Regions from separate parts of the Mus musculus genome. Here regions 1, 2 and 3 are each linked to region 4. Evidence: chromatin loops called from intact Hi-C (ENCODE). Cell type or tissue: left cerebral cortex. All regions are shown on one strand.

Region 1 (8,000 bases), 240 kb after region 4:
GTATGAGACAAATGTCTGTGTCACTTACTGCCTGAGAGGTGAGCGTGCCATGTTATGGGTAAAGATTAAGGAATTATAAATGAACCAAGTGAGAAAGATATACTAAAGTCTTCAAGGTCTTAAAAGATCACATCTGAAGGTTAGCAAGTGAGGGAAGTCAGTCTCAGGGAACTCATTTACATCAAGTCTCAAAAACTGACTGGCAAGACCTGAGGATATCACCCAACTGCTCACAACACTTGCCCAGCAGCACAGGGCGTTGGGTCCGATGCCTAACACATAAGCCAATCATGGTGACACATGCCTGTAATCCCAGCACTAGAGAGGTAGAGGTGGAAGGAAGTTCAAGTTTGACGGTACCCTGGAGTACATGAGACCGTTTTATTTTATTGGGGAAGTATCTGGGGAAAAGTTTCTTGGACAAACGTGGACAAGTGGAATAGGCTGAGAAAATGAAGCAAAGGAATGTAAAAGATCTGAAGACGATAACCCAGGAGAAGAGCAGAGGGACTGTGCAGTCAGTATGCAAGGAAAACAGAAGAGGAGCACGCCTTATATTTAATGTCAACAAAGGATAGGAAATATAACACAAAAATTTCAACTAGTCAGAAAGTCTAAGCTAAGAGAAAGAATGCCGTCTTAAGTAAACCAAAGAACAGTGGACAGTCAGCAGAAGGTAGAGGACATTGAGATTTATCACAACCCCAAAGGGGAAGCCAGAATTTGAAGGAGCAGCAGCAGTGATTAGAGAATGCAGACTGGAGCACCCCAAGAATGCTGCCTTGGGAGGAGGGGTCCTTGACTGGAGAAATCCTGGACAAGGAGCCCAAGGTCAAGAATAAGAAACTGAATATACAAACCAAAAGAAAACTAGCACAAAGAGGGAGGAAAAAAACATAGCATGACAGGTACCCTACAGAAGAAACTGGGAACAGTTTAGTTTTAAATTGGAGCAAAAAACTGGGTGCTGAACAAAAGGAAAACAGCAAAAGGGGTCAAGACTAGAGCCAACAGTTCACTGCCCAGAGTCCTAGGGGTGTGGGAGCTGCAGGGAAGGCAAGATGTTGAGAGGTGATTCTAACCTTGGCATGGCCATGCTTGCCAGTCTTCGAAGTAGACATCTCGACGATCTTACATGGCCGGCCTTTGAGCACCACAAAACCATTCTTACGTAATGCTGAGCACTGCATTGGGAAGGTGGCTGAGGCCCCTGCATCTCCTGTCTCGAAGTCCAAATCATCTGCCATTTTAAGAGGCTTCGATTCCAACTAAAGCCAAGAAGAGAACTAGGGTCAGTAACGATGGAGGTTAAATGAGATCGCTGATCTATCCCATTCCTCCCTAAAACACTGATCCACTTCCCCTTCATTCATTACCCACCTAAATAAAGTTGCATTTCCTGCTTTGAAACTGGAGTCAAACATATTGAAGAGCTTGAGTATTGGGGGTAAAACAGCTGGGGATCCCCTGGGCCCCCACAATGACATCTAAAGTTGTGGCTAGGGAAAGGAAGCCTCCTGGGAGTTGGGATGCCAAATCCCAGAGATGAGGAAAGGGCTACTTCCCGGGAGCGAGTAGGACTCAGGTGTTACTCGCCACTGAAACCAACCACCCCCTCTTCCCCACACTCTGCCAGGACTATAATTAGGTGAGCAGCAATGAGCCAGCTGAAGGGCGGGGCTAATGGAGGGGTGGAGACGGAGGACAAGGCCCCACCCAGTTGTTACACCACCCCCCCACCCTGTCCACACACAAGCCAGTCATTGGTACAGGAAACCACAAGGCCTCTTTGGGGGATTCCCGCCTCCAACGTGCACTTGCAGATGCAGTCAAGGGAGAGAAAGTAGTTTCCTAAAGGATCCCACTGCCAAACATTTCGATCTCAGTTCCCGAAGGGAACTCAGCCTTTTGTCGATGGCCCTCCCACTTTTCCCAGGATGCACCAGTCCTGTCGGCTTTTCAGGCCCAGCCTGTACAGTCAGTAGAAAGTGAGGGGTGGTGAATGACAATAAAATGAAAGCAAAAGATTCGTAGTAGTAATAGAAATCGTACTAGGCTGGCAGAGTAAAGGACTTTAAAACACAGTAACTCCCAAACAAAACACGACAGGGAAGGCACTGGCATGGTGAAGATCGAAGATCACCGCAGGGGAACTAGAAGCTCACTACTTTCAGGCGCTGTCGGCATGGGCCGAGAAAGAGTTGGGCATCAGTCCAATCGCCCTCAGTTTCCCCACTTTTCCCGGTTTCCCCAGCAAAGCAGTACCACTTACATCTGGCTGGACGTCTCACTTCATATGAAGACTGAGGGATGAGCTCCAGAGGCCCATGAGGCTGGGGAACACTAACATATGCCTGCAACGGGCCCTGCGGGATGAGTGAGACCCAAGGGTAGGGTCTCTCCCGCACGCCAAAATCCAAGGCTCCGGAGAAACCCAAAAAAGACCAGAGCTCCTTGCGCTGAGGGTTGCCGGCTCGCGCCCACCATGTGGTCGCCCGGGGCTTCCGGTGGCCCGGGCCAGGGGGGAGGGGTCCCCGTGCAGCCATGCGGCCCCGGTCAACGTTCGGCCGCATGGCCTCGGACCCCGAGGGCAGCCTCCAATGGGGAACACTTCCGGTGCTACGGCTGCCCCTGCCCCAAAGCTGCGCCAGGCCAGGACCATGCCGCCTCCCCTCCCCCCGCCGGCCGCCAACCCCCTCCACATGCCCTCACCTAACAGCCCCCTCCCCCACCTCACGTGGCCGCGCAGCGCCGGTCCTCAACCGCACAGGAGCCTTTGCCCTGTCTGGGCCGATCTGGCCCCGGGCCCTCGCCCCGGCGTGGCCGCCTGGCGGCCTCTCCCGCGTGGCGGCCTCGCGGCTCGCCGTCCCCCGCCCTGCGTCGCTCCAACGTCACCCGGCCGGCCCCAACCGTCACCCCTCGCGCCAACCGGGCCCTGCACCCGCCTCTCCGCACCTCGCGCCGCTCCCTCACCGAACCCGTGCGGCGACAGCCGCCGCTCCCTTCTGCCCCCCTCCCCGACCCCCGCGTAGTTCCGTCTCTCGTTCGTAGCTCAAACCGAGGTTACGCGCAGGCGCGCCCTGCCCGCTCTCACCTCGCGCGAACGCACTGACTTGACCTGGTCCGCTCGCCGCGAGCCCAACTGCTGCCTCCGAACCCGCTACTGTGCTGCCGCCGCCGCCGCCGCCGCCTCTAGCGCCGCCGCCGCTGCTGCACACGGGTCTTAGTACGCAGGCGCCGACTCCCCACTGACCAACCAAGCAGCCCTATGACAGCCGCGCAAGCGTGCTAGGTAGCTCCACCACCTTCCACCCCCGCACTGCGCAAGCGCATGGACCCTCCCCGATCTCCACCCTCTCTCCCACCTACCCATCGGATGACGCACACACGTGACCCCGCCCCTTTCCAGTCCGTAGTGCTTCCAACCAGTCGGCAATGCGCAGGCGCACCGGGTTTTTTTTTTTTTTTTTTAAATCCCTTCAACCTCTTCTTCCCTCCCCTTGAGCGACAGCTCGCTCTACCGGGCAACCCTTGCGGCTGCGCAATACAGAACCCTGCACTCCACACCCTCCGAAGGAAACGCCTGGGTCTCAACGCATGCGTGTTAGGAATCCTAAACGCCCCTTCCACCTCAGACGTCGTCCCTACGCGGGGTGTTGAAAAGACCACGCCACTGTGCTGCTTGCGGCGTCAAGAACGCATGCGTCTGAGCAGGCGCCACACCTCGGCTTTAACTGGAATTGAACAACTCACAAACACGTTTCTGAGAACCTTTCTAGTTAGGTGTGTGGCTCTTCTCCGAATCGCTGTCCCAGCTCTGCACGTGCTCAAGAGACTGCTTTCCGTGGGAGACTCTGCTCTCACGCTAGTGTGGTCGGATTACAACCATCCCGGCTTCGGTACTTTACACAACTTGTGCGCTATAGTTTCAGTATCCAGAGCTATCCGATACAAGCCACCATCTTGTCTAAACCCTGGTTAGTGTTGATTCCTAAGGTTCGCATAGAAGCTTTTCCTTTCTAAATCCTAAATAAAGAGAACTACATAGCGTTTCCGATTGTTTTCCCAGGTCGGCTTGAGGTTTCTAAAAGGAAATGTCTAATGTTTCTTCCAAAATCAAACTCCCTATGAGAAGAGTGGCTCTGGACCAGGCGACACAGACTTTATTGCCAGATCGCTAGGAGGCTGAGACTTGTTATAAAGCCAGCACATAAAGTTGGTCTTGAAATTTATGATGCCTGTAATCTCTGAGTTTGAGAAACTGGAGCAGGAGAATAGAAAAAAACAAAACAGTGCAATATTAAATTACTTTGACGTTATCTAAAGATGAGCGATCAGGATTCCTACTCCTTAGATAATGCAGGCGTGGTGGAGCACTCCCTTAATCCTGTAAGAGCCAGGTGGGTTCAAGGCCAGTCTGGTCTGTACAGTGTGAATTCTTGACTCAAAAGCAAAACAAAAAAATCTGGTCTAGGAATCTAAACCTTTTTGGTGGTAGTGGTGGTTTTGTTGTTGTTTTTCAAGACAGGGTTTCTCTGTGTAGCTCTGGCTGTCCTGGAACTCACTCAGTCGACCAGACTGGCCTTAAGATCCACCTGCCTCTGCCTCTCGTGTTGGGATGTAAGGCATGCACTGCCACCTATAGTTTTGAGAAATCACTTCAAATTACTGTACTTTTAATTTCTTTACCACTAAGTAAGGATATTAAATGATATCTTAATCTCCAACTTACTGGAACGCTTGCAAGCACTTAATTGGAATTATTACGTGTTTGTGTAGCACAGTAGAACTATCCACCCTATATCTTTCAGTCACTTTTCCTGAATTTTCTGTCGTTTTCTGTGGAATGCCAGCACTGAGAAAGCTGAGATCAGCAGATCAGTAGTTCAAGGCTATGGTAGCCTACATAATCCAATCCTAGCCAGGCACAGGGCCTGCCACCCTCCCTCCCTGTAATTGCAGCACCTAAGGACCCAGAGGCAGAGGAAGGAGGATGGGAAGTTTATGGTCATTCTCTGGGTGTGGTAATACATGCCAGTAATCCTATCTCCTGGCTAAACAGGAAGATTGCCAGCCTGTGCTACATAGTAAAACCCTATTTTAAAATTCTGTCCCAGTACTGAAAAAGATATGAACTTCTGGACACATGTGACAACTGTAAAAGCCAAATGGTGCAAAGCTTGGGGCTAGGGCTATTCAGAGACAATTAGTAGAACTGTAAATGTCACAAACACGATACACAAAAAATATATTAGTGGTTGCCTAATGCAAAGGATTTAGGGAATGGACCATAAGGGAGGGGGAAAGTGGGATGAATCTTTTGGCAGATTATAAAAAAAAAATCCTAGACTTATCAGTCACACACCTCTTCAGGTACTAAAGCACAGCTTTGGCCTGTACTTGCTCGTTTATTTGATGGTACCAGGCAGTTGAATCTAGGGCCAGTGAGTGTTCAGCAAGGATCAAGCTGTGCCTACGTCCCTTACCTGTTTGTTTGTTTGTTTGTTTGTTTGTTTAGCATAATGAAAATAGATTTGGTAATGAAAAGAAAGAACCCCTGAGGTCGGAGGGATAAGACATGAGCTCACTATAGAGCTCTGGCTGTCCTGGAACTCATATAGACCAGGCTGGCTTCAAACTCACAGGAATTCTCCTGCATCTGCCTCCAAGTACTGAGATTGAAGTTATTCACCAACACACTGGGGTCTCCTCTCTCTTTCTTTCAAGAAAGGGTACTGTGTATTCTATGCTGGCCTTAACCTTGTGTCTGAGTGCTGGTGTGTATAGGTGTGAAAATGAACCCAGGTCATCACCCTGCGTGGCGCGTGCTTTACTCCTTCAGCGCACATAGTTTTTTAAATTATGTTTTCATTTTATTTTATTTTTGGTTTTCTGAGACAAGGTTTCTCTCTGTAGCCTTGGCTGTCCTAGAACTCAAACCTTCAGAGGCCAGAGGCCCCAGAGCTGAAGTTAAAGATAACCACAAGCTATCTGACATGGATATTAGGAACTTAAACTCAGTCCTCTGGAAGAGCAGCAAGTACTCTTTAAGTACTGAACCATCTCTCTAGACCTGATTTTTTTTTTTTAAATCTTTGTGTGTGTGATGTGTGTGTACTGGTATGTGTGTGAGTGTGCACATTCATGCACCACGTGTGGAGCTCAGAAGACAATTTCAGCTTAGAGTCTCTGTCTTCCACCCCATTTGAAACTGGGCCACTTTGTTGTATACTGATACATATGGCCTGCTAGCTAGCCCCCCAAGATTCTGGGTTCTTCTGTCTACACCTCCCATCTCAAGTAGGAGCACTTGTATTCAACTCACCGGTTCCCTGTGGGCTCTGGAGACTCGAAGCCGGGTCATCACCCTGTGTGGCGCGTGCTTTACTCCTTCAGCTCACTTAGTTTTTTAAAATATGTTTTCATTTTTGGTTTTCTGAGACAGGGTTTCTCTCTGTAGCCTTGGCTGTTCTAGAACTCAATCTGTAGACTAGGCTGGCCTTGAACTCACAGAGATCTGCCTGCCTCTGCCTTTAAGTGCTAAGACTGTTATACCACTAATATCTGGCTAAAAAATAAATGTTAAAAAACAAACAACAAAGCTGGTGTGGTGGCACACACCTTTAACTCCTACACTCCGGACTCTGGACACAAGGAGTTAGAGTTAGACAGATCTCTGTGAATTCAAGGTCAGCCTGGTCTGTATTAACAGCTCTAGGTTAGTCAGGGTTAACTCTATAGTAAAACTCAGGCAAAAAAGAATTACTAAAAGAGCTGGTCAGTGGTGGCACACGCCTTTAATCCCAGCACTCCGGAGACAGAGGCAGGCGGATTTCTGCGTTTGAGACCAGCCTGGTCTACAAGGTGAGTCCCAGAACAGCCAGGGCTACGCAGAGAAACCCTGTCTTGAAAACAAACAAACAAACAAACAAAAAGAAAGAAAAAGATATCCCAGAAGAAACTGAAGAAACAAAAACTCATGACAGGAATAAATTCAGCAGAAAATAAATGCAGATAAAGTAAGAAAGGAAGGAAGGAAGAAAAGAAAGAATGAAAGGAAGGAAGGAAAGAGAGAGAAGGAGAAAGAAAGAAAGAAAGAAAGAAAGAAAGAAAGAAAGAAAGAAAGAAAGAAAGAAAGAAAGAAAGAAACTGCATTAGCATCCAGGTCCATGAACGTAAGCTGTAATTGAGTTCCCATGATGCTCCTCAGCACACTTTTGGTTTGGATTCTTAGTATGCTTCATTCTAGAAAATAGTTACTTACAAATGTAAGTTCTGCCAAAAGTGATGCTGTGGGTAAGCTATCACGGTGGAGCCAGGGATAGTTGCCTCTGGAAAGAGGGAACCTAGAAAAAAGATGCTCAGGGGGCCTGGGGAGGGGGCAGTGGAGTGTGTGGTTACATGCAAGAGTTTGGAGGGAGGACCCGAAAGAGAGAAATGTTGTTAATATATCATAATCTCCCAAATAAAAAATAGAAAGAAAAAAGATGCTCAGATATTTTAATGGAGCTAGGCATGGTGGTGCCTGTCTGTAATCTCTGCACTGGGAGGAAGAGGCAGGTGGATCCCTGTGAATTCAAAGCCAGTTTGCAGCCTTTAATCCCAGCACTCGGGAGGCAGAGGCAGGCAGATTTCTGAGCTTGAGGCCAGCCTGGTCTACAGAGTGAGTTCAGGACAGCCAGGGCTATACAGAGAAACCCTGTCTGGGGGGTGGGGGGTTCAAAGCCAGCTTGCTCTACATAGAACAGCCGGAGCTACATAGTGAGAACCTGTTTCAAGAAAGGAAGAGAAAGTGAATTAATGAATGAATGAATGAAACAAAAAGAAAAAAACCCTATATATGTTATATATATATATATCCCACAGGACTGTGTTTGACTAATGTGTCAAAATGGCTAACATTGTTTATTGTAGCCGGCACTGGAGTGCACAGCTATAATCCAAAAGGGCTTAGGAGCTCATGATTGTCCTCAGCTACAAAGGGAGTCCAGACCAGGCTG
Region 2 (8,000 bases), 220 kb after region 4:
TTTTGTTTTGTGTTCTGAAGCAGGCTCTCACTTCGTAGAACAGACTGTGCTTGATTTTGTGACCTTGCTACTTTAGCCCCTAAGTGCTTGCTCCCAGGAGCACAGTTCCTTGGGTTGCTCTGTTCCTCCTCTTGCTTTGCCTTCCCGGGTTATTGTGTCTGGACATCCCTCCCGCTCTCCTGGGCTCCCAGAGCAGGCCCAGTCTGGACACGCAGCTCCCAGCACTCAGATTCCTGATGTTCTCTTTATTGTCCATTAGAGTGGAGACAGGGAAGGCAACCCTCACCCCACTCCTCGTTGACTACATTTTCCAAGGTCTACGTTCTTTTTTCTGAGTCCACTGGAGCCGCAAGCTTTCATCTAGAGAAAGAAAAGGTTAGGCTTTCTTGCAGCAGGGGTACGCTCTTGTCCATGTGACCCACAAATCTCTAGAACCTACCCACTTAACCCCTCTGCCTCCCTGGGCAGTGCAAGTTACCCCCTTGCCTTGGCCCAGGCTCACGTCTGCGCCCATTCCAGCTTGGAGGGTTCTGGTTACTTCCATGTTCCTTTTCTGAGCTCCCTGGACTTCGGCACCTTGGCCCCTTAGCCCAACAGTTGGGCGTCACCTGTGACCCATTGACTGTGAAGGACATAGTACTAACTAGAGAGGGGTGGGGTGGCAGAGGGGAGTCAAGGAGGAGGCATGGAGCCCTTGGCTGATGCTAGGCTGGAGGGGATCTCAACCCCTCTGAGCATCACTCGGACCTGGTCTCTATAATGTAGTCAATCAACGCCAGGATGTTTAAGACCTCTTTTACTGCCTGTGGCTGATGCACTGACTTAAAAGGGATTGGGAGGGTGGGAGATGGGAGCTTGTTAAGAGCCAGGCCTAGAGAGATGGTGCCCTTGCCAGGTTGCACTAGAGTTAGGGTTATGCTCAGAAAGCGCTAAATGGTTTTGTCATACCCAAAGACGCTTCCAACAGTACCTGGAGTGCCTTTCGGATTCTCAGTAACCCAGGTCAAACCTGAAGGACCTGGAAGTAACAGGAGGACAGTTTGTTCCGTCCTCCCACCCCACCCCCCAGGCTGTCCTCCCCGGGCCATCCTCCCCAGGCCATCCTCCCCAGTCTCTCACTATCCTGTTCTTCATCTTCTATATCCTCTCCGAGCTCTGGGCGGGAGCCGGACCTCAGATACCTTCCTTTGCTGTAGTATTCCTTGCGCTGTAGATTAGCCAGCTGCCCCATGGAAGAGTCTGAGGCTGATGGGAACTGGTTTCTATAGGTAGCAGAATCTGAAAAAGTACCCCAGACAATCTTGAGCCTGTGGCCACCTGCTCTGCCTTTGAGTCAGGCCACTACCGGATTAGAGTTTAAGTTCTCATCTAACACCCCTCCCCCATGTTAAAAAGCCTTCAGTGAACCCCCATCCCCCAAGGGTTCTCTTAATCTCTCTGTTCAGTTTGTCTCTGGAGGCCCCCCCCCCCCCAGTGGAGACTCAGCTCCAGTTGTTCCCATTCCTTCCCTAGCGTCCCCTCCAGTCACTGCCTCTCTGTCAGACGAGCAAGACTGTAGGCCAATGCTCTCTGAATAAATCAGAATACAGCAGAGATGTGAGGAGCAGAGAGCCAAAGAGAACAGATTTGAAAACATGTAAATTTCAAGGAGATCTGGGCTCTGGAAGAGTCTCTTGTCTCCACTCTGCAGCCCCAGGAGGCCCCTGTCACTAACCGTTGGTGCTTAAGACATGGCTATCAGTCATCAGGACAGTGTCATTTTTGACTCCTGTGGCCAGTCTTCCTGCCCAGCCTTTCTCCACAGGCCTAGGCTTCAGGTCTGTCGCCACAGCTTGATTACTGCTGCTGATGCTGGCACTAGCCCCAATGCTCTCTTCCTCAGTGGGCAGGTTTTTTGGGGACTTTAGGAACTTCCCTTCACTGTAGTGTATCTTTCGGTGCTTGTCAAAATCACTGGAGTCTGTGGGCCAGCGTGAAAGCTTAGCTTTCCCCCAAGGTCTTCACAGAAGGGCTGCCCCCCACCCAAGCTCCCCTGTCCATCGAGACCCACCCCACGTCTCACATACATGTCTTGGCAAAGTTGTCTGTGTCCTTTGAGTTTTTGTTGTCTCCGTACTGGAGGACCTTGGGGAGGAAATTGTCCATTGTGGCAAACCTGAAGGGGAGGGAGACTAGTTGGGGGTACAGAAGGGAAAAAAAATGATGGTGGGGGTAGGTGTTGGGTGGGGACCAAGCTGCTGATTGCCTAGATCAGCTTTGGTTAGGCCTGAGGAGGTAGGTAGTACCTACCATTTTAGGGTTTGAGGAACAAAGCTATCTGAGACTGCCTTCAAAGGTATGAGGGCAGAGGGCACAGCTCAACTAATCTCTGAGAGGGCTCTCACCTCTCTGCCACTGACTGAGGAGTCACCTTGAGAGAAGATTCTGCAGATGGGTCCTCATCGGTGTCCTGCAGCCTGCAGAGGAGGAGGAGGAGGAGGAGGAGGCAGTGTTTGTGCCCCGAGGCTTCTCTGCCTCTTCCTCATAGCCACATGTTAGAATACAGTTTAGGCTCAAAAGCTAGGGCTTAGCACCTGTGGTAGGGGGTTCTGGGCTCATCCGCCTTCATAAAGCCATAGTCTTTGTCAGCAGGGTGGTAGGTAGCCAAGATGTTCATTTCATCCCAGCGCTGAGACTTCCTAAGGTGAGGGAAGGAGCAAAGGAGGAAGCTCTTCTGGCGACCCTCTCCTAACAGAGAGGTCTCCTTCATTCTTCCCGGCATTCAAAAAATTCTTCTTATATTCCCTCGTAGAGGCTAGGATGGGAGCCAGATACCCAGTGATAATCAGTGCTGTGTGGCCAGGATTCCTGTGACACCTGCTGCCCTCTCCAAGTCATGGAACTTCAGATTTCCAACCTATTTGACCTCACCACCTCTCCCTAACCAGGGCCTTGGGACTCTGTTTTTTTCTTGGCTTCAGCTCAAGGTGTCCTGAACTCCTCCCTCCCTCCCGTCTCAGGGCTGCTGGCTAAAAGCTGAGTTGCTGCTATTTAAGCTCTCACCTTTCTTACTCTCTAGCCCTCCTTCCCTCGCTCTTTCCCCCTGCCTTTCTACAATAAAGCTCTAAAACCATTAAAAAAAAAAAAAACAAAAAAACAAAAAAAAAAAAAAAACCAGCTGAGTTGCTTACTTCTCCGAACCGGGGGGTTTCTTTATCAAAATGGAGCTGCTGTTTTTTAGGATGCTCCGAGGCCGCTCCGTGAAAGATGTCCCGGAGTGTGTACTACTCTCCGAGCTGTACACTTTAGCCTCCTCCGGCCCGGGGGTGGACGCCTTAGTTGCACCAGTTCCAGTGCCAGGGGATGTGCTGGACCCAAGGCTTGCAACCTCCTGAAGTTGCGGAGCGGGTCCTGAATTGAGGGTCACTGCCCCTTCAGAGGGCTGAATTGGACCAGGACTGCGGACTACAGGGTTCCCGGAATGCAAGAGGGAGCCAGGACCGCGAAGCAAGGCTACTCCGGGGGGTAATCCGGTGTCTGTTTGCATACCTCTGGCACTGCCAGGTACTGCCCTAGAAACCCCCCCAGGGGATTCTGCACTGAGGCCACTAACAGGTGCGAGAGACTCCGGCTTCTCCATAGCTCAACTTGGTAACCACTTCAATTCCACTGCCTACCCTTCTAGCTGCACATAGCCCTGCCCGTTGGCCCTGCCCCCATCGCGGCGGGCGGTGGGCGCTGGGGGCTCCGGGTCAGACCGGACCTCCTCTGCCTCTTCTCCCTGGCGCTGAGGCAGGTGAAAGGTCGACTATCAGACTTCAGCCTGGGAGTTCCTCCGCACACCCTTCCCTTATTGTTACACCCCAAGACTTTCTTTGTCTCTGTAATTTGTTCCCGCCCTTCTCCATCACCGCCCTTCTCCGAATCAACCAATCACAGTCAAGGGGCCTGGCCAGCGGTGAGGAGCCTTGTGATGTCACAGCCCCGCAACACCAGGGAGAGCCTGAGTAGGGCTGGGTTCTGTTAATAGCTCTCAGGTAACCTCTCAGAGGTGTCCGCTCTGTCCCTTGAGATTACCCAACGGGACACCGCTAGGATTTTTATTAGTAACTTTTAAGATTTAAGAGTTTCATTGGCACAGAGCTCAAGTTGGCCTTGAAATGTGTGCGGGTAGGAGAGGTGTGATGCAAAGTCTGTGGGGCCGGAGCGGGGTGAGGTGCGAGACTGGGTCAAGGAGAGGTGTGATGCGTGATCGGATTGCGACATTTCCGGCCTCGGCACTGTGAAGGGCTGAGACTTGGATTTATAAAACTACTTTTTCTCTGTCCCGAAGATAGCGTTTACTTCCATCGCCTTAAAGCGTGCGGTGTTAGGGGAAGCCACCAGCCCTTGCGTTAAGGCGAATGCTCTAATATGTCGCTTTTCCCTAACAAGGGTTGGGTCCAAGGCGCCGGGCGACGTCGCAAAGTGTATCTGGGCGCCAGCACGCCTTCGTCGCAAAGACGCCTGCGGCGGGCGATTCTGCCATCCACTGTCGCAAAAGCAGCCCAAATCTTCCCGGCTCTCGTAGCCTCTGTCGTCCCGCTGGGCCGTAAAGCAGTCCCCCGACCCCGTCGTCCTTCCGTTCCCCTCGTGAGAGACCTCGGTTCCTTAGCTGCGGACGCTTCAGTGCCGTAAAGCACACCAGGCCCCAGCCCCCCGGCCGTATTCCCCCAGGGCGTCTGGCCGCCGCGGTTGCCACGGTGCCGCCAAGCGCGGCTGTCGCGCGGCCGCGGTATCAGCGGCGATGGCGGCGGGGTCGGGTGGGAGTGGGGGCTCTGGGGCGGGCCCCGGGCCAGGACCGGGGCCCGGCGGGGGTGGGGGCCCTGGCAGCAGCGGACCAGGCCTGGGGTCCGGCGGGGGTCTCGGCGGTGGCGGGGAGCTGCACCCGCGCACCGGGCGCTTGGTCAGCCTGTCGGCCTGCGGGCGCACGGCGCGGCGGCAGCAGCCGGGCCAAGAGTTTAACCACGGGCTGGTGCTGAGCCGAGAACCCTTGCGCGATGGACGCGTCTTCACCGTCCGCATCGACCGCAAGGTGCAAAGCCGGGGCAGCTGAAACGAGGTGTGGAGGGGAGTGGGAGGGGACGGGAGGGAGAAGCGGTAGGACTGCCAGAAGGTCTGCATCTCCAACCGAGCCTCCAGGTACCGATAGCGAGCCGGCACACTGTAGTGCACCGGGGAAGAGAAAGGAGAAGGACACGGAGCAGACACATTCATTCTGAAGGAGCATTCGTTTCCCGCAGGACAGGGAGCCAGGGTCCGGTGGTTAGAATGGCTAGTGAACACGTCTAGCACAATCTCTTAGGGATGGAAGACTGACAGGTGCCCGAGATGGAAGAGTAGAGAAATAATAAAAAGCGCAAACTGTTGACAAACGTCCCAAACCAGAAAGATAGATGAGGAGACATGCGAAAAAGGGAGTGTATGTGACTTGCTTGACTCCAAAACGAATTTGGAAAGAGAAGAGAATGAATTTGGGTGGAGCTTTGCCCTACTAGAGTATTGGGGTTGGGAATGAGAGTGATGTAGGAGAGCGAGCATTGTGGACCTAAGAAGCATGGGATTGGAGTGGCTGAGGAGCTACAGAGACTGGGAAGTAAGAGGAGATCGGGTTAAAACCAGGGCCTTTAACCAGCTTGTTCAGTGGGTAGAGGGGGTGATGTGCTAAAACACGTGTCAGCAGACACAGATGCTGAGAGCCAGTGGGTCCTGGTAGTTATGGAGGCTAGTTCCAAAAATTATTTGTGTGTCTATGTCAGTGGCCTCAGAGGACAGGGTGAGAGGCACACGGTGCTCTGGAATGTGGCCTCTGGTGATGGGATTTCATACAGAAACTCTGTCCACCACCCTCTCATAGGTCAACTCCTGGAGTGGCTCCATTGAGATTGGAGTGACAGCACTGGATCCCAGTGTGTTGGACTTCCCGAGCAGTGCCACCGGGCTGAAGGGAGGCTCCTGGGTAGTGTCAGGCTGCTCAGTGCTGCGGGACGGGCGCTCTGTGTTGGAGGAATATGGCCAGGACCTGGACCAGCTTGTCGAAGGGGACCGTGTGGGTGTGGAACGCACAGCCACTGGGGAGCTCCGGCTCTGGGTAAACGGGCGGGATTGTGGTGTGGCAGCCACAGGCCTGCCTGCTCGTGTCTGGGCTGTTGTGGACCTTTATGGCAAGTGCACCCAGATCACTGTGCTGCCCTCCGAGCCAGGCTTCAGCCCTCCCACTCCTGTCCCCACACCTCCCCTTGAGCCCTTGGCCCCTCCAGAAGATTCAGCCCTGTTGGAACAGGGGACCTCTGTGGATGAAGGTGAGAACACAGCTTCGGGGAAACATGAGTTTTGGCTGAAGAAATGGGGCGAAAGCAGTCACAAGTCAGCTGGGGGAGGGAAGGGACCATTGAGCCCAGAGCCATTACAGGGGAATAGAGGGGTTAGAAGAGATGGTCTCCTGACTGGGCCCTGAAGCATGAGCTGAACCCTATTCCCCTCCCATCCTACCTGGTCCCTAGCCTTCATGGTGTCCCCAGCGCAGGCACGGCCGGAGACGTTTCCTAACAGCCTTGATTCGCATAATGGTGAGGGCTTCGGGGAAGGCCAGGGAAGGGGAGTGGGTACTGAGGCGGACAGGGTGGGATCTAAGAGACGGTAGGGAGAAGAGGGTCCCAAGCTGGCTGTGGGGAAGAGAGCTCTGTCTTGACTTCCTTCTTCTTGCTGCTACAGACTTTGCCAGTATGGAGCTGTCTGAGGTGGTGAGCAACGCCATCCTGTCTGCCTACAATGGGGGCCTCCTTAATGTGAGCCTGAGCTCCCCACCAGCAGGGGACGGACTGGCATCCAGTGGGCCAGCCACTTCTCCCATCCTCACTTCCAACGATGCCCTGCTCTTCCATGAGAAGTGTGGGACCCTCATCAAACTCAGCAACAACAATAAGACAGCAGAGCGCCGGAGGCCCCTGGATGAATTCAACAATGGAGTTGTCATGACCAACCGCCCACTTCGGGATAATGAAATGTTTGAGGTATGTAAAATCCTGGAGTCTGACTGTGCTTCCTGCCAAAGATTTGGAGCTAAACGTAGGGATTGATCTTTGGCGGCAATATGCCAACAACTGGTGAAGAACCAAGGCTTTGAGGGCCTGTCTTCTGTTGTTATATTTCCTGGACCTGTCTACTCTCACTCAACCCCAGATCCGGATCGACAAGCTTGTAGACAAGTGGTCTGGTTCCATCGAGATTGGTGTCACCACCCACAACCCCAATAGCCTGGAGTACCCAGCCACCATGACCAACCTGCAGTCAGGTACCAGCTCTGGGTAGGGGTAGGGACACAGGCTTGGAGTTGGTGAGATCCAGACAGCCTTTCCCTAACCAGGTGTCCATCTTTACCAGGCACCATCATGATGAGTGGCTGTGGGATCCTGACCAACGGCAAAGGCACTCGGCGGGAGTACTGCGAGTTCAGTCTGGACGAGCTGCAGGTGAGTGTGGAGCACAGCAGCCTGGGCAGTCCAGGGGAGCCCGGCCACCTGGGCCACCAGGCAGTGTCCCTTTCTGCATGAGGCTTCTTCTGAGGAGGCAAGGCCGTCTGGCAGGAGCTAAGGTATGCTCATTAGTAGCACCTTTTTTCCCTTTGGTGCTAGGAATGGAACCTAGGACCTTGGACACGTGTGGCAAGTGCTCTAGCACTGAGTTACAGCTCTAGCCCAATAGCACTAAGTAGGCCGAGATTTTAGAGCAACAACAACAAAAAAGATTGTTGTTGTTGTTGTTGTTGTTTTAATTTATTTATTTATTATATGTAAGTACACTGTAACTGTCTTCAGACGCTCCAGAAGAGGGCATCAGATTTCATTACAGATGGTTGTGAGCCACCATGTGGTTGCTGGGATTTGAACTCAGGACCTTTGGAAGAGCAGTCGGCACTCTTAACCGCTGAGCCATCTCACCAGCTCCAAGATTGTTTTTAAAATAGTTTAATTTAGGGCTAG
Region 3 (8,000 bases), 150 kb after region 4:
CTCCCAGCCTTAACCTCACAGTGCGCTTGCTTGCTTGCTTGCTTGCTTGCTTGCTTGCTTGCTTGCTTCCTTCCTTCCAGGGGCCTACCCTAAATGTCCTCCTTCTCTCCCGCCCTCCCCCAGACCTCTCCCTGTTTGGGGGGGGAGGATATTAGAAAGGGAAGGAGCAGGAAGAGGGGCGGGGCAACAAGAATTCAAAACCAACAACAAAAACCAGGATCAAGAAAGAAGAAAGAAAGAAAAAAACGACAACCAAAAAGCAAGAAGATCTTGGGGCAGATTCAACAAGAAAAGAAAAAACAAAAAAAAGCTCCATCTGGGAAAAAAAGAAAACAAGAAAAAAATTCTTTGCATTATTTCAAAATTTTGTGGTGAAACTTCAAGATATTGGGCCCTGTTTTTAAAAATTTTCGAATTATTTGATTCATTTCAGATGTTCACTTTTTTTTTTTAAATCTGACAGGCTTTAGTTAGAAATCATAGCAGGTTTCTAATGTTTTGATTAATGTCATTAATTTGTCAAATTTTTTCAAATATTATTTTGCTTCAGATTAAAACTTTTTTTTTTCCGGTCAAATGGTACATTTCACATGTTGCAAAACAGTCCAGATTTCTTTCAAACTCAGCATTTTATCCAAAAAAAAAAAAATTTTTTTTTCTGGCAATCCAATTCCTTTTTCTCTTTTCACCTTATTTCACCATGGCTAGCCTTTCTCTCAGGTCAACTAGCGGGTCCAACATTGTTCAAATTTAGTTTGACGTTTTCATAATTCTTTTTTCCAATTATTAAAATTTTTTCTTTTCTTTTTTCTTTTGCATTTTTAGTTGGGAGAACGACTGGGGGGCCTTGAGAGCTGTGGGGACATTGAGTTAGGGGCAGGGCCATCAGAGTCCTCCTCAGAGCAACCACATGCAGCAGCGGGATTTTTAAATCTACCTGTGTCTGGCGGATTGAGCGTCGCCTCGTCACGTTTTTTTGTGAGCGGACCTAAGACCGGGAACACAAAACAGAGAAAAAAGGACAATTTTGTGGGGAAAGATGGGGTCAGGGGAGGCGGTAGATGGGGAGGGGAGGAGAGAAAGCAGAAAAGGGGAGGGGGGAGAGGCAGAAAAAATAAGCCAAAAAAAGCAAAATCTGTTTGCAAGAAAAAGAAACCAAGAAAAGAGAAAAACGTTTCTATAACCCAATTTTTCCCCTCCCCAGAAAAAGTCATGCCCCAAAGAAAAGGTGGGTTTGAGGGGTGGGGTGCCTGAGGGGGCGGAGGCTGTCTTGAGACACAGTGACTTAATTGGAAAGGGCTTGTTGGCTTTTTGGTGTGTTTGCTACTTGCTGGAAATGAAATAGTGTTAGGGGAATGGGGGTAGGGGGGGCCTAGGGACACCAAGGCTGGCTTGCCACCCGGGCCACCTTTCAGGCAGACTCCTTTCAGGGCCAGCCGCATGCTATGGGCTGTCCACTTGAGGCTGTAAGAGGAGGCTGTGCAGAAAGGACTCTACTTCCCTCTGAACTGGTCTGGAGGTCAGAAGGCAGGATGGTTTTCAGACAGACCACCCCATTGCTCATTGATTCCAGAAGCCCCTGCTGCCAACAGAAGGGCTATGGGTAGGTCAGCTAGGCTGCCCCTGGCCCCTATCCAGCCTCACCCCCAGCACTTCTCTTCCATCCACACTCACAGGCCTGGCTTCTCATCCCACTTCCCCAATATGGGCAAAGCAGGGAAAAGGGTCATCAGGTCTTGCCCTCCACTCCAGCTTATCCCTCCACACTCCCGCCCACCTCAGCCCCTGCCCAGGCCTCTTCTCCTCCCCACCAAATTGTGATTTTCCCTTAGAATCACCAGCCCCACCCTAGGTCCACTGCAAAAGAGCCCTCCTCCCCTCTTGGGGCATTCATTCTGCTAACATTAGGAAACAGTGCCTTAAGCCAGTCTAATACATAAAGTAGATGTCGTGCTGGGAGAGCAAGTAAGGCTAAGATCAGCAAAAGTCCCAGCAGAACCCAGAGACTGGTGTTAGACTTCTTTTGGATTTGGGGGTTAGTCAGGGGAGAACTGAGGCTGAAGAGTCTCAGGGAGTTCCCCAGGCTAACTGGTTCTCCCCAGAACTCAAGAAAGGGTGGGGTCAACAAAGCTCAGACTAGCACTATCAATGATGATCCACTTGGTGAACTTGGGACCAGGGCCTCTATTTTGTGAGAGGATATGGATTAGGATGAAGGCAGCAGAGTATTCATGACCGTGAGACTGTGAAGTGTGTGTGTGTGTGTGTGTGTGTGTGTGTGTGTGTGTGTGTGTGCGCGTGTGTGTGTGAAACACTTCCTCCTAGAGCTGGTGTGAAGATTTAGTGAGATCACCTGAATGTGTCAGGCCCCAATCAGGTCTGCAATATGCAACGGTTAAAAATATAGGTGTGGGAAGGCGTAGAGTGGAGGGAGGGAGGAAGGGAGGGAGGGAGGGAGGGAGGGAGGGAACGATCTGTGTGCAGATGGAGTGGACAGTCCAGCGGTGACAAGTGATAGATGGTTCGCATAGGCATGATGAGAACGTCCCCATGAGTAAGACATGGGGTAGATAGCTTATGTGAAAGTGTGGGTGCTATTGATCATGGTGGCTCATAAACCCAGCTCTCAGGAGGTTAGGGCAGGAGGATTATCAAAAGTTCACAGAGGGACCTGAGCTTCCTTGTGAGTTCTAGACCAACCTAGGCTACAGAATAAGACCCGGTCTCAAAATCACGTGTGCATGTGCACGCGCGTACATACGTGTATACACACACACACACACATACACATACACACATACATACACGGTGATGGAGAATCAGTGGGTAGCAGTGGTGAGATGAGAGGATGAGCGAACACTTCAGGGAGATAAGGTGCAGAAGTGGTAAAGGAAGGGAGGTGGAAGAGGACGCTGGGAGAGGGAGAGGGCAGCAGAACCTTGTGGCTAAGCTGTTAGAAGTCACGATTTTACCTGGGGAGGGGCAGTCATCTAGAATGCAGGGCTGGACTACGGGACAGAAGGTGGTCCATATGGGAAGTATTAGCATGGACATGGGCAGGTTTAAGGTATACCAGTCATCCTGTGATTGGCATAAGAGCAATCTTGGTGCAAGGTAAAGGTGTTCGTATTGGACCTTTCAGGAGGGTGATCTCAAGGTTATGTGGATATAAAAACTGCACTCGCGGAGGTTACCAGAGCATCCAGGGATACAGGATTGACATCCAGGATTAAGGGAAGGTTGGGACCCATGTGGGCAATGGGAATACCATGTCAGGGAAATATTGGGCATGTGTACTCTGTGAAGGGGTTGAGAGCTATAACTTGTAAGATACCGGAACACATGGCCAGCTGGACAAATGGTCATTTTAAGCCTCTGAGTCTCAGTTACTGTAGAACTTGAGTACACAATGAGGAGGTACAGGATTCATTCGGGGCTCCTGGTTACCAGGCCTGCATGTAAAGTTACCAGAAACTAGCTGGAGGAAGCATGCAGCAGACAGTCAGTTCTGTGGACATTCTGGGATGTTTTGGAGTGGCGAGATTATATGTCAAAAGGGCGATGTGGAAGCTGTTTGTGGTGCTGGTTTTCGTGTGTGTGTGTGTGTGTGTGTCTGGAAAACATTCTGATTAATCTTGGTGTGCAGAAGGTTGGTGAGGGGAAAGCTACTGGCAGTAAGCGCTGGGGTACAGAGCTGTCCTACAGCAAACAGGAGTTCATTCACAAAAACAGCATCTCAAACTCAAGCAGGATGTTCTGATGGGACCTTTGCTAAGAAGCTCCCCTGACCCTTCAGGGATGTGGAGGGATGTTGGTATAGGAGACAGAAATCTCCCACAAGAAGTCACTGAATACCACTGACTCAACTCAGGTAAGGGACTGACAGGTGCCATATGATAGAAGTCAGGGCAGGTTGGCCCGAGGACGGGGACTCTGAGTGGTATGGATGAAACCGAAATCTGGAGGTAGTTATGTGGGAGAGAAAGGCAGGAGGTGGAGAGGCAAGGCTGGAACAAGTCTTGGAGGATTCCATCATCTCCAGCCACCAACATTGAGATTAAGTGTCTGACTGCGTGCCTTTTCCAGGGGAGGCTGGGTGAGCCTGGCCTAATGCCAGCTACCCTTCCTTCTAGAGCACAGAGTTTCTGCTGCGAGATGCTTACGGGATGCTCCTAGGCCTGCCTGATAAGCAGGCACCCTTACCTCGGAGGATCCAGAGGCTTGCAGGGACATACTGCCCCTTACTACCCATCAAGGCCCAGCTTAGGGGCAGAAGTCGGTCCTGTGCTTGAGGGTCTGCGTGTGCGTTTGTGGGCTGTGTCTACAGGGTGCCCGGCCTTGTGCCTGTGCCCTTACCGTCCTCAGTGGGCACGTAGAGGTTGAGGTACAGGCAGTCCTCGCTCTGGTTCTGCACGTAGGTGGCGGCCGCCTCCAAGTTGTCGGTGAACCACACAGGCAGCATGATGGCCGGCAGGGCCCCGTGCAGGTTCTGCGGGCAGGCGGGCGGCAGGGTGGTGGCGTTGCGCACGCCGGGCCACGAGGCAGGTGCCTCAGGCGGCTGGAAGCGGCGGGCGCCCAAGGGCGGCGTGGCGTAGGGCACGCCCAAGAACTGCACGACCGGGCCCAGGATCTCGTTGTTGAGCTCGCGCCGCACACCGCGCACTCGCCCGTAGGCTGTGTTCACCACGGGGAAGCGCTCCTCCCCGAGGCTGCCGAGGCCCAGGCCTGGGCCGCCCGGGGCGCCGCCGCCGGGACCCCCTCCTCCCCGTTGAGCCCCAGCCAGCCCCACCAGACACAACGCCAGGAGCCACATGCTGATTGGGGGACCCCCCCTCCCTCCCCTGACCCCCCCCTCGGAGAGAGAGAAGGGGGGGAGAGGGAGGGAGGCCCCCCTCGCCCCAGGAGGGAGGAGGGGGCGGGGGAAAGGAAGGAGGAGGGGGACGGGAAGGGACCTGGGTTAGAAGGGACAGAAGAGGAGTCTATTTCTCTCCATGGAGGGGGTAGGGGGTGGGGAAGGGGAAGAAGGTAGAAGAAGGTGCTGGGAGGCCCGACCTGCCGGGTGAAGGGGAGAACGGGGACCCGGACAGGGTGTGCAAGATACAGACAGACAAACAGACAGAAAAATACAGAGAAGTGGAAGAAGGGAAGGGAAATTGGATGGGGAGGACGGAAAGGATGGGGAAACAAGAGACAAGTGGTTAGTGGCTTGAATTTCAGATCGAGTTACCCCCTTTCTCCCACCCGCAGGCCCCCTGACATCCCCTTCCCCCAGCTGCCCTCTTCCCTCCGCAGAGACACAAGTTGGGGGTGGCGTCAGATGTGGTAAAATGTCCAGGGCAGGGTCGAGGGGGGGGAATCCTAGACTCAGGGTGCCTCTTTCCTGCCTCTATCCCTCCCAGGCAGGCTCTCCCTAGGGACTCAGGAGTCCCAGTCCCCACTTCCCTGAGAGAATGAGATAGACAAGGAAGAGAAAATAAAAATACCAAGTCATTAATTAGCAGGAAGTGGCGGGTTTGTTTATACGTGTTAATTACTCCTGAGCTGTAATTTCATGGCGCTGAACCCCCACCCCAGGCCAGCCTCTGGGCCTTCTCAGGACTGTACAAACCCCAGTACCTTCTGTCCCCATCAGTGTACCATTCCCTAAAGATCTGTGCACTTGGGGTCCTTTTCTCCCCAGGCCCTTCCATGTCTTCCCTTAGAAGTTGGGGTGTCTATAGCCAGGGGTTAGAGTGAGTAGGGGATGCTGAAGGGGCAAATCCAGGGACAGATGCATGATCCTGCAGCCGGTTGCTGGGCGACAGGATGCTGCCCCGCAATGTTACCTCGGCAACGGGCTGCAGCTTTAACCCTGGAGGGGGGTGGTCTAGAGGAAGAGGGGAAGGGGCTTGCTTGGTTGCTGAGTCCCTTCGGGCCGTGAGAGGGAGGACAGGGACAAGAGTCAGAACGCTAGTTTCACCCAATCTTATCAGAGAGGAAGAAATATGTATATATGAGGGGAGGGTAGTCTAGGCGAACAGAGAATCCTAAGAGACATGCCCCTCCCCCCATCCTGCTTAGCCCCATCAGAGCCTAACCCTACTGACCAGGTCTTTGGCAGATGGGGAGGGGGGATAAGAGAAGCAGTACTGAGGTTGGCTTCTCAAATAAGCTTACTGACACCCCCCCACCTAATCTGGAAGAGCCTTGGACCCTGGCTGAGGTCTTCTTTGCACAGCATTTTGACCTATGTCCTGAGGCAAACCTCAGATATCTTCTCACCCCAGGAGCACCCCCTCCCCTTCCCAGTCCCCCTCCCCCTTGCCAGTCCCCAGTATTACTGCTGCCCTGGTACCCAGGCAGCAGGAACAGGACCAGTAAAAAGGTAGGCAGGGCAGACACCCAGGTCATTTCAGTAAGCCCCCCCTTGGCACCCCCCCCTTCAGGACTGTTTGCTGACGCTGGGCTTTTCAGAGCCAGGCGCCAGCCCGCGGGTGGCTCTCTGCAGGTGTCAATTTATTCCAGAGATGAGGACACAGGAGTCCTCACCACTCACACCCAGTCATGCCCTCCCCTTTTCAGGTCCTTTTAGGCTCCTGTTCTCCCATCAGCTGAAGGGGGGGTTGTAGTTGACCCCCCCCCAATCTCTTTTTCCTATGCCAGGCTGGGCCTTGCTATCTCTTCCCTCTTCTCCCATCATGTCCTGCCTCAGTCACCCCTTTCCCTTAAGGTACTTTGGGCCCCTTGCCTCCTCTCCTCTAACTAGCTTTTCTCTCTTCCCCTCCCACTAGAGCCCCCCCCCCCCCATCTTTCTCCTCCGAACAGGGTCCCTTGGAGCATCTTTCCTTGGCCTTAACTGGCTTGCTCCAGCTCTTGCCTTCAGTCTCTCACCCCTCAGTCTTTTCTCATTTCTGTCTCCTTGGTGTTTCTCATCGCTCTCTCCTCCAAATACCTTCTCTGATTTTCTCCCTCAAGTGCTCTCTCTCTCTCTCCTTTTTTCTATTACTCTCTCCCCCATTTTCTCTCTTCATCTCTGTCTGCCACATCTTGCTCCCCCCTCCTCCCGATCCCTCTGCCTTGCTCTTCCATTCCAGCCCAGGCCCGACTCCCCCAACCGGGGAGAGTTGAGGGACGGGGGCTCAGGCCGCAGCCCCCCCCCCTTCCTGCAGTGGGGAAAATGGCTTGGCCGGGAAGGGGAGAAGGAGGGGGAGGGGGAGATGGGAACACACGGGGTCTGTGGGCCCATTCAAAGGATCATTCATGGACTGGAGAGAGGCAGAGACAAAGAGACCAAGACGCAGAGACACGGCGAGAGCATCCTTAGGCGGAGACACGCAGACAGAGCAGGCTGAGGGAAACCAGGCGCAGGGAGGAATATGGGAAGAGGAAGACCCCAATGGACCGCCGCGCAGCCCCCTCCACCCAGCATGGCTTAGCTCCTACCTGGATCAGCCCTGGGGCCGTGGTGCCTCCATCCAGGGCTCCGAGCGGGGGGCGGACGGGTTTCAGAAGGGGGGCGGCGGCCTCTGAGCCCCCGCGGCCCCGCAGGCCCAGCCCCCGCCTGCAGCGCCTCACCCGGCGGGGGAGGGGGATCGCCCCAGCCCCGGGGGGCGGGGCCGGAATCCAGTCGATCCCCAGGAAAAGGAAAGCTAGGGTATAGGGTCAGAGAGAGCTCAAGAACAGGGAACCCCGCAGTGGGAAAGGCTGAGCCAGGAGGGAGCAATGGGACAGGACTAGATTGGAGATCCACTGGTTCTCTGGGATGGCTTCGAGGGACCAGGAGGCGGTTCAGGCGACAGATCCTAAGGGATCGGGTGCTGGAGGAGGAGTCCACGGCAATCCCTAGGGGCCCGGAGCCCCGGAGCGCAGAATCCGCGGTGCAGGGGCAGGGATCCAGCCGGAATCCTCGGGGAGGGGGAGGGATCTAGTCGATCCCGAGGGCGGGCGGGAGGGAGATCCGGGGAGTCAGAAGAGGGCGGGGGCCGAGTCCCGAGCCTCGAGGCAGAGGTCGGTGCGGCTCC
Region 4 (8,000 bases):
GCTTGGACCTACCTTTTCAGGGACTGTGTCCATGACCAGATCTCCATACATGTTCATCACCTGTGGAAAAAATGGCAATTTGCTCTGGAGGATGTAGCATGGGGGTGGAGGGTTCCCTTACGCATCCACTCTCCCTCCAAAGGCCTTTTCAAGCTCTTTTATGTTCCTCTTCTTACCTGGTCATTGAGCCAGTTCTGTCCATATAAGGTACCCAAGTCATCCATGGTGAGCACGTGTCGCTTATAGGATACCCGGAAGCCCCTTACCATAGCGTTGCCTGGCATCCGCTGATAAGACTGGATCAGCTGTAGTACCAGACTCTTCCTGCATAGGCCAAATTTTTGTAATTATACAAGAGCTAATGTGGCTGGAGCAGCCAGAAATACCCACTACTACTGTCTAGAATAACTATGTAAAACAACTTTTCTTTTTCACAGGTTGTTTCGATGGTCTCCCACTCCCCACAAAGAGACACGAGAATGCTCATGGACAAGCTTTTCAATGTCTCTTAGTGTCCTACATAAAGATCCCCCCAGTTGTCTTACAGGGCTTGACACTTTGTCTGCAGCTTCCTCAGCTGCAGCTCTAGCTCTTACTTCCTCAAATCCACCACATTCTCTCCTCTACCTAAGGTAGGTCTCAGCCCTCCCTCAGTGCTCACCTTGAGGGTGTAGAGAACTCCTGCTGGAAAATGTCCTCCAACTTCTCTACAACTTCATCAGTGCTGAGAGGGATGAGGCTGCCATAAGTTTGAAGGAATTCATCTAAGATACCTAATGGAGGTAGGAGAGAGTAAGCGGGGGCCTTTAGACTCTATCGGAAAAGCTGGCCAGAAGGGGACTAAGTCTTCTGAAGACTCACTCTGCACACAGGTCACATGTTCCTCCCGAAGGGGGCTATGCTGGCCAGCTTTCTCCCCAGTCCGATCTGCCTCTTCTGCAATGCCCAAGTCAGAGCTCTGAAAAAGTTCCTGAGCCACGTGGTCTCCAATGCTGCACACATTACTGATGAGTATGCTGGCATCAGGGGGTGCCAGGCTGCGCTCCCCTTCAGGACCAGACAGTCCCCCAAAACCATTGGGTAGAGTACATGAGAGGAGGCCTATAAAGCACAGAAATAGGAATGAGAAACTGGCCGTGTAAAAGAACCAATGCATACAAATGATAAGACCACAGAACACAGACTGAAGCAGAGTCTAGCAATGGAAACCTTATGGAATACAGACACCACCACCCTACACACACACACACACACACACACACACACACACACACACACACATATGTGCGCGCCTAATGTAAGGACAGCCAGAGTTTATTAAAAAAAAAAAAAAAAAGAAGAAGAAGAAGAAAAAGTAGTAGGTCATCTTCAAAAAAGAGGAAGAATGCAAAAGCCTAGGATTTGGAGACCAGAAATCTCTGCTGCCAATATCTGCTTACCACCTAACAGTGCACAGTGAGTGAGGAAGGCTCAGTAGTAGTAAGGTTGGTAAGTTTTTAGCTTGAGTTCTCAAAGAGGAAATATTCTAAATAAAAATGTTAAAATCTACAAATGATATATTCCATAAGAACCATGAGTGTCCTATGGAGATCCACATGTCTAGGCCTTTTTCCGGCAGGAAGAAAGCCTTAGAATGGACAACATGATTTCCTAGAGCATAGATAGCTCTTTGTCATCTGCACTGAAGACCATAGGACATCTACTTATGTAGATGTTCCCAACACTGTGTCCCAGGTATCAGTCCTGCTAAAAATCAGAGTCCCCAGCTCCCACAAGATAGGATCTTTCTTTGCAGCCCAGGTGGGGCCTTGATTAATTGTTCCATCTTAGCCTCCAAAATCATAGGATTAGTGTGTGCCTAGACGGGCCTTTAAAATTAAGGCTTAAATCGGGTGGTGGCGGCGCACGCCTTTAGTCCCAGCACTTGGGAGGCAGAGGCAGGCGGATTTCTGAGTTCGAGGCCAGCCTGGTCTACAGAATGAGTTCCAGGACAGCCAGGACTACACAGAGAAACCCTGTCTCAAAAAAAAAACTAAATTAATTAATTAATTAATTAATAAAAATTAAGGCTTAAGATCATTTCACGGATATTCTGGAAGCTTTGCTCTGCTTTTCTTAGGCTCACCATGGCAACAAACTCCTGGTGCTCCAGGCTCATCACCCTTCCCATTTCCCACCTTACCCGAGTCAGGGTCCAGAGGAGACTTTGGGGTCCACCTTAGTCCATCTTCCTCCATGGGGGGCCCAGAGGGCACTGGTGGAGACCCTCTCATCCCATCCTCTGCCATGAGAGCACCTAGCAGACCCAGCCGGGGTGGGGGTAGCCCCCGGGGGGAGTCAAAACGACAGCAGGGTGATGGCACCTGTGGCGTTGCACCCCCTTCCTGGGGTGAGAGATGGTTCTTGGGGTGCGCGAGGTTCCGCCGCCGGCCTCGGTGGCGCCCCCAAAGCTTCCAGTGGAATGTCAGCGAGGTGCTTTTTGAGTAGAGCAGCATCTGGAAGGCTCTCATGGCTCGGCGCCGGCGCTGTGAGCAGGTTTTTCTATGAGAGGGTCGGAGAGCTCGAGAGCGCTGGGAGGCCCCCAGTTGGCCCCACCTAGGGGGTAGCCTCCAAGCTGCTACTTCCTCCTCATCTTCCTCCTCTTCCTCTTCCTCTTCTTCACTAGCTGAGGCATCAAAAGATGGCCGGGGGGCAGGGAGGCGTCTAGTTGGCACTGTGGTCCCAGACCCAGGATCTGGCCCAAAACCACCACCGGACTTGAGCCGGGGCTTAGGGGGTAGGGGCCAACGAAGACGCTCTCGCCTGGGATTTGAGTAAGTGGTGCCGGGTCCCGGAGGCTCAGGCCCCCAAGACCCGGTCCCCTGTATAGTCTCTTTCATCTTTCAGTACCCTGTAAAACAAAAGTTTGATTATCCAACTGAGGACACCCTACTCCTTTCTCCAAGATCGGAACTGTTCTTCAGCATTGTCCCTCTAATCTCAGATACAGCTAAAGACAAATCTAAAAACTCATAACTTCAGCTCTTCCCAGCCAACCTCGTCCAGAAGGAACTGACTCTGCCATCATTTCGTCCCTTGTCCAGGTAGAGAAGACAAAAGAAAATGACTGACTGGTAGGCCTTAGATATTTTATTTTTAAGCTCTTTGGGTGAAACCCAGTATTTCCAGGCTCAGCTTTAATGCTACTATGGATGTCCTTGGGACAAGTCTGAAGGCTGTTTTGCTAAGAGAGATGGCTCAGCACAGGAACCCAGACACAGGTACCTGGGAAGACAACTTTCACCAGGAAAACTTTGGTCCCCTGTGGGAAGTTCCCTTTCGCCCTGGAATGATATGGGGGTAGGGGGGGAACACACACGTCTCAGGTATGGGGGAGGGTGGTGCGAGGGCAATGGCTCAGGAAATGGAGTGATGAGAGGAAACGTTGAAGAAAACTGCAAGCGAACCGAATCGGTGCTTAGCGACCGAATTAAGGAGATGGGACAGAACGGAGCCGTGGGGGCCAGGCAGACCGGCCCCTCTCCAGTCTTCTCCCAGGAGACCTGATCGCTTCCCGGCCCCAGTATAGTTTGAAAGCTCGGGCGACTCGGCACACAACAGTCTTAAGTCCTTTAAAGGGCTTCCTGGGCCCAGTTAGGTGCGAGCGAAGACCAGAAATGGAAGAGGCCACAAGGGCGGGGGGAGGGGAAGGGGCGTCCTCACCAGGAGCGGGGAAGCCGGGCACACGGGCCCCAAGGCGGCTGTCTCCGACTTAGGCTTTCCGGCTCATCTTTCGGACGGCGGCGACCCCGCCACTCCTGCTATCCTCAGGCGGAGCCGTCTCAATTCACGAAGCCAATGCTCGTGCCGCCCCACTGCGGCCGCCTCTAGCGCGGCTCTAGCCTCCACCTCCACCTCCACCTCCAGCACCGCCGCCACCCCTCCTCCTCCTTCCCCTCCCGCGAGCCCCAGGCCCACCGCCGATGGCGGCGCGCAATTAGTGCGTCACACCCGGCGAGCAGCGCCGGCTCGTGCTCAGTCCCGCCTACCTCAGCGCGTCTAGGCCACCGGACGGTCCCGCCCTCGAGCTCTACGCGGAGCCGAGCCTGCGCACAGTCGCCTGGCTTGCCGCGTGTGGCAGTCCCACGGCTCGCTCTTTTACGCCTGCGTGTCGCGCCTAGCCTCACGCTCTACGTCGCAGCCACACGGTACTCCCTGCTCTTCCGTGGCCTGAGCTTTGGGTGATCTAGTGGGCTTCCCAGTGCATGGCCAGAATGTCAGGGGCCCCGCAAGGATTGGACCAAAGCTAGGCGCTTAGGAAAACGGAGGCCGAACATTGGGTTTTGAGGGCTTTGTTTTTAAAAACAAACAAACAAACAAAAAACAGCTGGGCGTGGTGGCGCACGCCTTTAGTCCCAGCACTTGGGAGGCAGAGGCAGGCGGATTTCTGAGTTCGAGGCCAGCCTGGTCTACAGAGTGAGTTCCAGGACAGCCAAGGCTACACAGAGAAACCCTGTCTCAAAAAACGAAAAAAGAAAAAAAAACAAAAACTTTAAGCAGGGCGTGATTAAATAGTGAGACACGACCGGTGTGCCAGGGCGTCCAGTACATACAAACTTCCCGGATACCAGTCTGATCGTGGAGAGCCTTTCGTTTATTTGTTTGTTAGTTTGTTTGAGACAGGGTCTCACCATTGTAACCCCTGGGTGGCCTGGAACTCACTATTTAGACCAAGTTGGCCTCGAACTCATCGAGATCTGCCTCCCGAGTACTGTGATTTAAGGCGTAAAGCTCAGTGCCCAGCTCGGAAGTGTATAGGAGAATGGGGAGGATGAATGGCATGCATATCGAGGCACCTAACATATATCTTTTTCTAGATAGTAACAAGAATTTGGACGCAATAGGTGAAATACTGAAAGCCGGGCTTCTTGTTAATTGAAGCAGAGGGTACTTGAAGAGTTGGATAAGGTTTTCCCTAGCAGAGACCATAGTCTTTCCTCAACCTGCCGCTAGATGGTGCTGCTGTTCTGGATGCATTCCAGTGGACAAGGCTTGGCACAGTGCGCAAAACCCCCTTCGCACACACAACAAAAGAATTTGGGGCTGTGTGGGAGATAAACACAAAATATTCTACTTTTTTAATATCCATGGAGTCAAAGCCCAGATAGTGGGAGCGGGAAAGGCAAAGGGAGGAACAACAGTCAAGGCAAAGCCATGGAGAGCTGTTCTTGACCGTTCCTTGTCCTTTGTCTAGCCAGTTTTTGGAATGGGAAATCCCCACCCCCTTTATAACAATCATAGTTTCACAAACCCCAGGAATGTTCCATGCGGAGAAAGGCTAAGTTTTGCGTTTGCCCGTGGAATTTTGACAGTGATAATATCCCCTTGATGTAAATGAAAGACACCTGAGGGTGGGGGAAAAAAACATTTCAGACGCTTCGTTCTGCCTGCTCCAGCCCCTCCTCCATTTTGATTTTATGTTTTCAGTTTTTTGTTGGGGAACATGTGCATGTGTGGAGATCAGAAGACAGCTTGAGAGTTGGTTCCTTCCTTTTGCTCTGTGGGTTCTCGGAATCAAACCCAGGAGGTGAGATGTAAGGGATGGAGCAAGTTACTTTCCTAAGTGAGCGGTCTCACTGGCTTTGTTGAATTTTGAAGGCAGTCTCACTCTGTAGCCTAGGCTGACCTTGAACTTTAGGCTAACCTATCACATGGGCTTCATATGTGGGATTATAGGCACGAACCTAGTTGTTCATAGGCGGGTGCCTTTTCTCCCTGCAAGGACTTTGGCATCTTGTTCTTGAGTCTTCAGATTTGCCTCTCCACCCCCGTTCCCAACTCTCTGGTCTAACTCCCCACTCCAAGTCAGCTCTGCTACCTCATATCAACACTCCACGGAGCCCACAGTTCTCACCTGCACTGTAGCAGCTATTGTAGGCACGGTCAGGATCAGAAGGCATACTTCTGATACATCGGAATAGAGTTTCTCTTCTCCCTTGTCCTTCCCGAGATACCACCTGACCCATTGTGAAAGTCACATCATGAAACAGGACCTGTCAGAGAAGGGAGACGCTGAAGAAAACCGGGATGGCACCATTCAGTCCCTGGAGGCCTCAGGAGCACTGGCAGTGGAGCCAGGCAATAAGGAGGGGGTTTTCTAAGTTTAGTATGAGCAGAGGGATCAGGAAAACCCTCCTTACAGACAGGGTACATAGAAAGAAGAGTGACAAGCCAGTCTCCATGTCCACACGGCAGGCTCAGGGCTTATCTGGGATTACCTGACTATAGAGCAGATAAATTCCAGTGTCCCAGACTCGTACAATGTCTCCCTGGGCCTCCAGGCCTCTCCCACGCCTAAGTACTGGTTGCCACATCACCTCTGTCACGTCAGAGTCTGCTAGAGGTGAGGAGTGTGCAGGTCAGCATTTCCTTACCCTCAGTACATGAGCTCTCTCCCTTTTCAGTTCTAGGGTTCTCTTGGCCCCAGCCCCACAGTTCCTGGTTGGTGCCCCTCCCACAGTGCCGTTATTTAAAATAGTGCTTACCCTTGGAGGTAATGTTAACTGGAACAAGATGCAGGACTGAGTGCTTCTCTAAGGAAAGAAGGAGGAAACAGCAGTGTTGACCTGCCCTGGAGTCCACCCTCACCTCAGCCCTGCTCCGCATCCCTCGTGCTCCTGGGTCACCGCCAACCGCACCGAAACCCCAGGGCTCACTCACTCTTGTGCTTCTGGGTGAGTACTGCTCTCCTTCTCCGAGATTTCGCCCCATCCTTCCAGGCTTCCAGGACATCAGGACTCTGCTCATGAAAGAGGGCCAGAGTTTGACTAAGATGTTAAGGGTCTCAGACAACCTTCTTCCCAGCCCTCCTCAACACCAGGAATAACTGAAATGTATGTATCTGTCATAGGCCCCTGATCTGGGCACTGACTGCCTTTCAGGGTGTTTATTTTCCTTAAATGGCTGTTCCCTTGACTTCCAAATCTAGATCCACCTCCAGCACTTACTTGCAATTTTGCAGATTGAGAGGCTCTGAGACCCCTCTGCCATTCATCCTTCAGCCCTAGATTCCCATCTCCCCTGACTCACCTGCTCCCAGAGGCTCTGCCATGGGCGCTCTCCCTGCTTCTGGGAAGGCCCTCCACTCCGCTGCAGCCGGCTCACCTCCCGCCTTAGGCTTTGCAGCTCTGTCTGTTGGATCAGTAGTGCGACAGCACAAGTCACAGCCCCCAGAACTGCCCCCCAACTCAACCAAAGAGCAACCGAAAGGGCTGGCTCTCTGACTGAGCCCCCCATGTGGCCTGGAGATGAGGCTGGCATGAGCTAGGGACCCTGCCAACAGCTGTGGTCTCAGAAGTGAGGTGGCCAAGAGGTAGCAGGGAGGGTGGGAATACAGGCAAAGGCACAGAAGGGAAGAGCGGGTTACGCAAGGGAGAAATAAAAAGGAACTTGAGAATAGGAAGAAATCAAGCTAGGGTACTATTAGTCCCCCTTGTCCCCAGGGTCGAGCTAGTGACACTCTGACACTCCTTCCCCCCTAGCCTCAGGAGAATTTGGTGCCATTATCTAGGAAGGACAGGGCAGCCGTGACACCCAGAAGGAGCGGCCAGCCTTCAGGAGCCCAGGGGCGGCCCCTAAGTTGGAGGAGGGCAGGTCGGTTGGTTATGGGGCATGGTGCCAGGAGCAGGGAATGGGTATAAGCTGGGCAGCGTGGGGTTTAGAAGGTGAGTGTGGTAGACTCTGACTCAGGCATGAATGAGATCTTTGAGGAGGTTTGTTAGGGGTGACTGGAGATGAAAAAAAGGGGTTTAGGGGCCAGCAGGGAGGAGAACCAGGGACAAGAAACTGGCAGGGTGCTGGGGTTAAGGCTGGGCCGGGTGTGTTGGAACCAGGCCTGCACTACTCCCTGTGCTGAACTTGGCAAGCTGGACTTCCTGTTTCCCAAGAAGAGTTCTTACATAAGGTTCTCTGGACAAAGAGAAAAGACAAAAGCGGCAAGCCCCTCAGTCGGTGCAGCTCTC

The links. Hi-C counts contacts between places; a loop is a spot of excess contacts. Peaks named below come from ENCODE experiments on the same cell type or tissue, not always from the same donor. Only the 100,000 strongest peaks of a DNase experiment are listed, where the experiment ranks them.
Region 1: a loop joins it to region 4, with 3.0 times the contacts of the local background. A loop is called at or near these places in 5 of 42 quality-filtered maps.
Region 2: a loop joins it to region 4, with 5 times the contacts of the local background. A loop is called at or near these places in 4 of 42 quality-filtered maps.
Region 3: it touches region 4 in a loop (5-fold over the local background); 2 of 42 quality-filtered maps call a loop at or near these places.

What each region holds. Positions count from the first base shown.
Region 1 is chr11:69,918,069-69,926,068 of GRCm38, forward strand. It overlaps Eif5a (eukaryotic translation initiation factor 5A), which reads right to left and starts at 3,318. Exons shown (of 6, transcript NM_181582.4): 1 at 3,095-3,318; 2 at 1,083-1,268. The coding sequence starts at 1,247. In left cerebral cortex, CTCF peaks have their summits at 2,805, 3,715 and 4,580; DNase peaks (open chromatin) are centred at 1,866, 3,405 and 3,580; H3K4me3 peaks cover 2,964 bases; H3K27ac peaks cover 2,961 bases.
Region 2 is chr11:69,897,133-69,905,132 of GRCm38, forward strand. 2810408A11Rik (RIKEN cDNA 2810408A11 gene) reads right to left here and starts at 3,782. Exons shown (of 9, transcript NM_001382461.1): 1 at 3,171-3,782; 2 at 2,574-2,678; 3 at 2,385-2,456; 4 at 2,067-2,155; 5 at 1,715-1,960; 6 at 1,120-1,278; 7 at 971-1,018; 8 at 479-622; 9 at 226-360. The coding sequence starts at 3,619. The coding sequence ends at 302. Neurl4 (neuralized E3 ubiquitin protein ligase 4) reads left to right here and starts at 4,684. Exons shown (of 29, transcript NM_001013414.3): 1 at 4,684-5,053; 2 at 5,876-6,320; 3 at 6,522-6,587; 4 at 6,733-7,031; 5 at 7,201-7,312; 6 at 7,402-7,490. The coding sequence starts at 4,766. In left cerebral cortex, no CTCF peak of the experiment used is centred here; DNase peaks (open chromatin) are centred at 3,943 and 4,552; H3K4me3 peaks cover 2,629 bases; H3K27ac peaks cover 1,967 bases.
Region 3 is chr11:69,829,626-69,837,625 of GRCm38, forward strand. It overlaps Nlgn2 (neuroligin 2), which reads right to left. Exons shown (of 8, transcript NM_001364137.1): 1 at 7,423-8,000; 2 at 4,357-5,052; 3 at 938-988. The coding sequence starts at 4,813. Among named protein-coding and RNA genes, the nearest start is that of Nlgn2, 4.2 kb to the right of the region's middle. In left cerebral cortex, no CTCF peak of the experiment used is centred here; DNase peaks (open chromatin) are centred at 4,208, 4,440, 5,958, 6,596 and 3 more places; H3K4me3 peaks cover 3,804 bases; H3K27ac peaks cover 2,217 bases.
Region 4 is chr11:69,677,961-69,685,960 of GRCm38, forward strand. It overlaps Senp3 (SUMO/sentrin specific peptidase 3), which reads right to left and starts at 4,010. Exons shown (of 11, transcript NM_030702.4): 1 at 3,703-4,010; 2 at 2,183-2,890; 3 at 862-1,101; 4 at 662-773; 5 at 177-324; 6 at 13-60. The coding sequence starts at 2,879. It overlaps Tnfsfm13 (tumor necrosis factor (ligand) superfamily, membrane-bound member 13), which reads right to left. Exons shown (of 13, transcript NM_001159503.2): 8 at 7,069-7,170; 9 at 6,700-6,778; 10 at 6,525-6,572; 11 at 6,258-6,373; 12 at 5,894-6,032; 13 at 4,617-5,384. The coding sequence ends at 5,275. It overlaps Tnfsf13 (tumor necrosis factor (ligand) superfamily, member 13), which reads right to left and starts at 7,594. Exons shown (of 6, transcript NM_023517.2): 1 at 7,069-7,594; 2 at 6,700-6,778; 3 at 6,525-6,572; 4 at 6,258-6,376; 5 at 5,894-6,032; 6 at 4,617-5,384. The coding sequence starts at 7,299. The coding sequence ends at 5,275. Tnfsf13os (tumor necrosis factor (ligand) superfamily, member 13, opposite strand) reads left to right here and starts at 4,072. Exons shown (of 3, transcript NR_166809.1): 1 at 4,072-4,187; 2 at 6,444-6,713. In left cerebral cortex, a CTCF peak has its summit at 4,988 (motif pointing right); DNase peaks (open chromatin) are centred at 3,523, 4,070, 4,996 and 7,863; H3K4me3 peaks cover 2,281 bases; H3K27ac peaks cover 3,067 bases.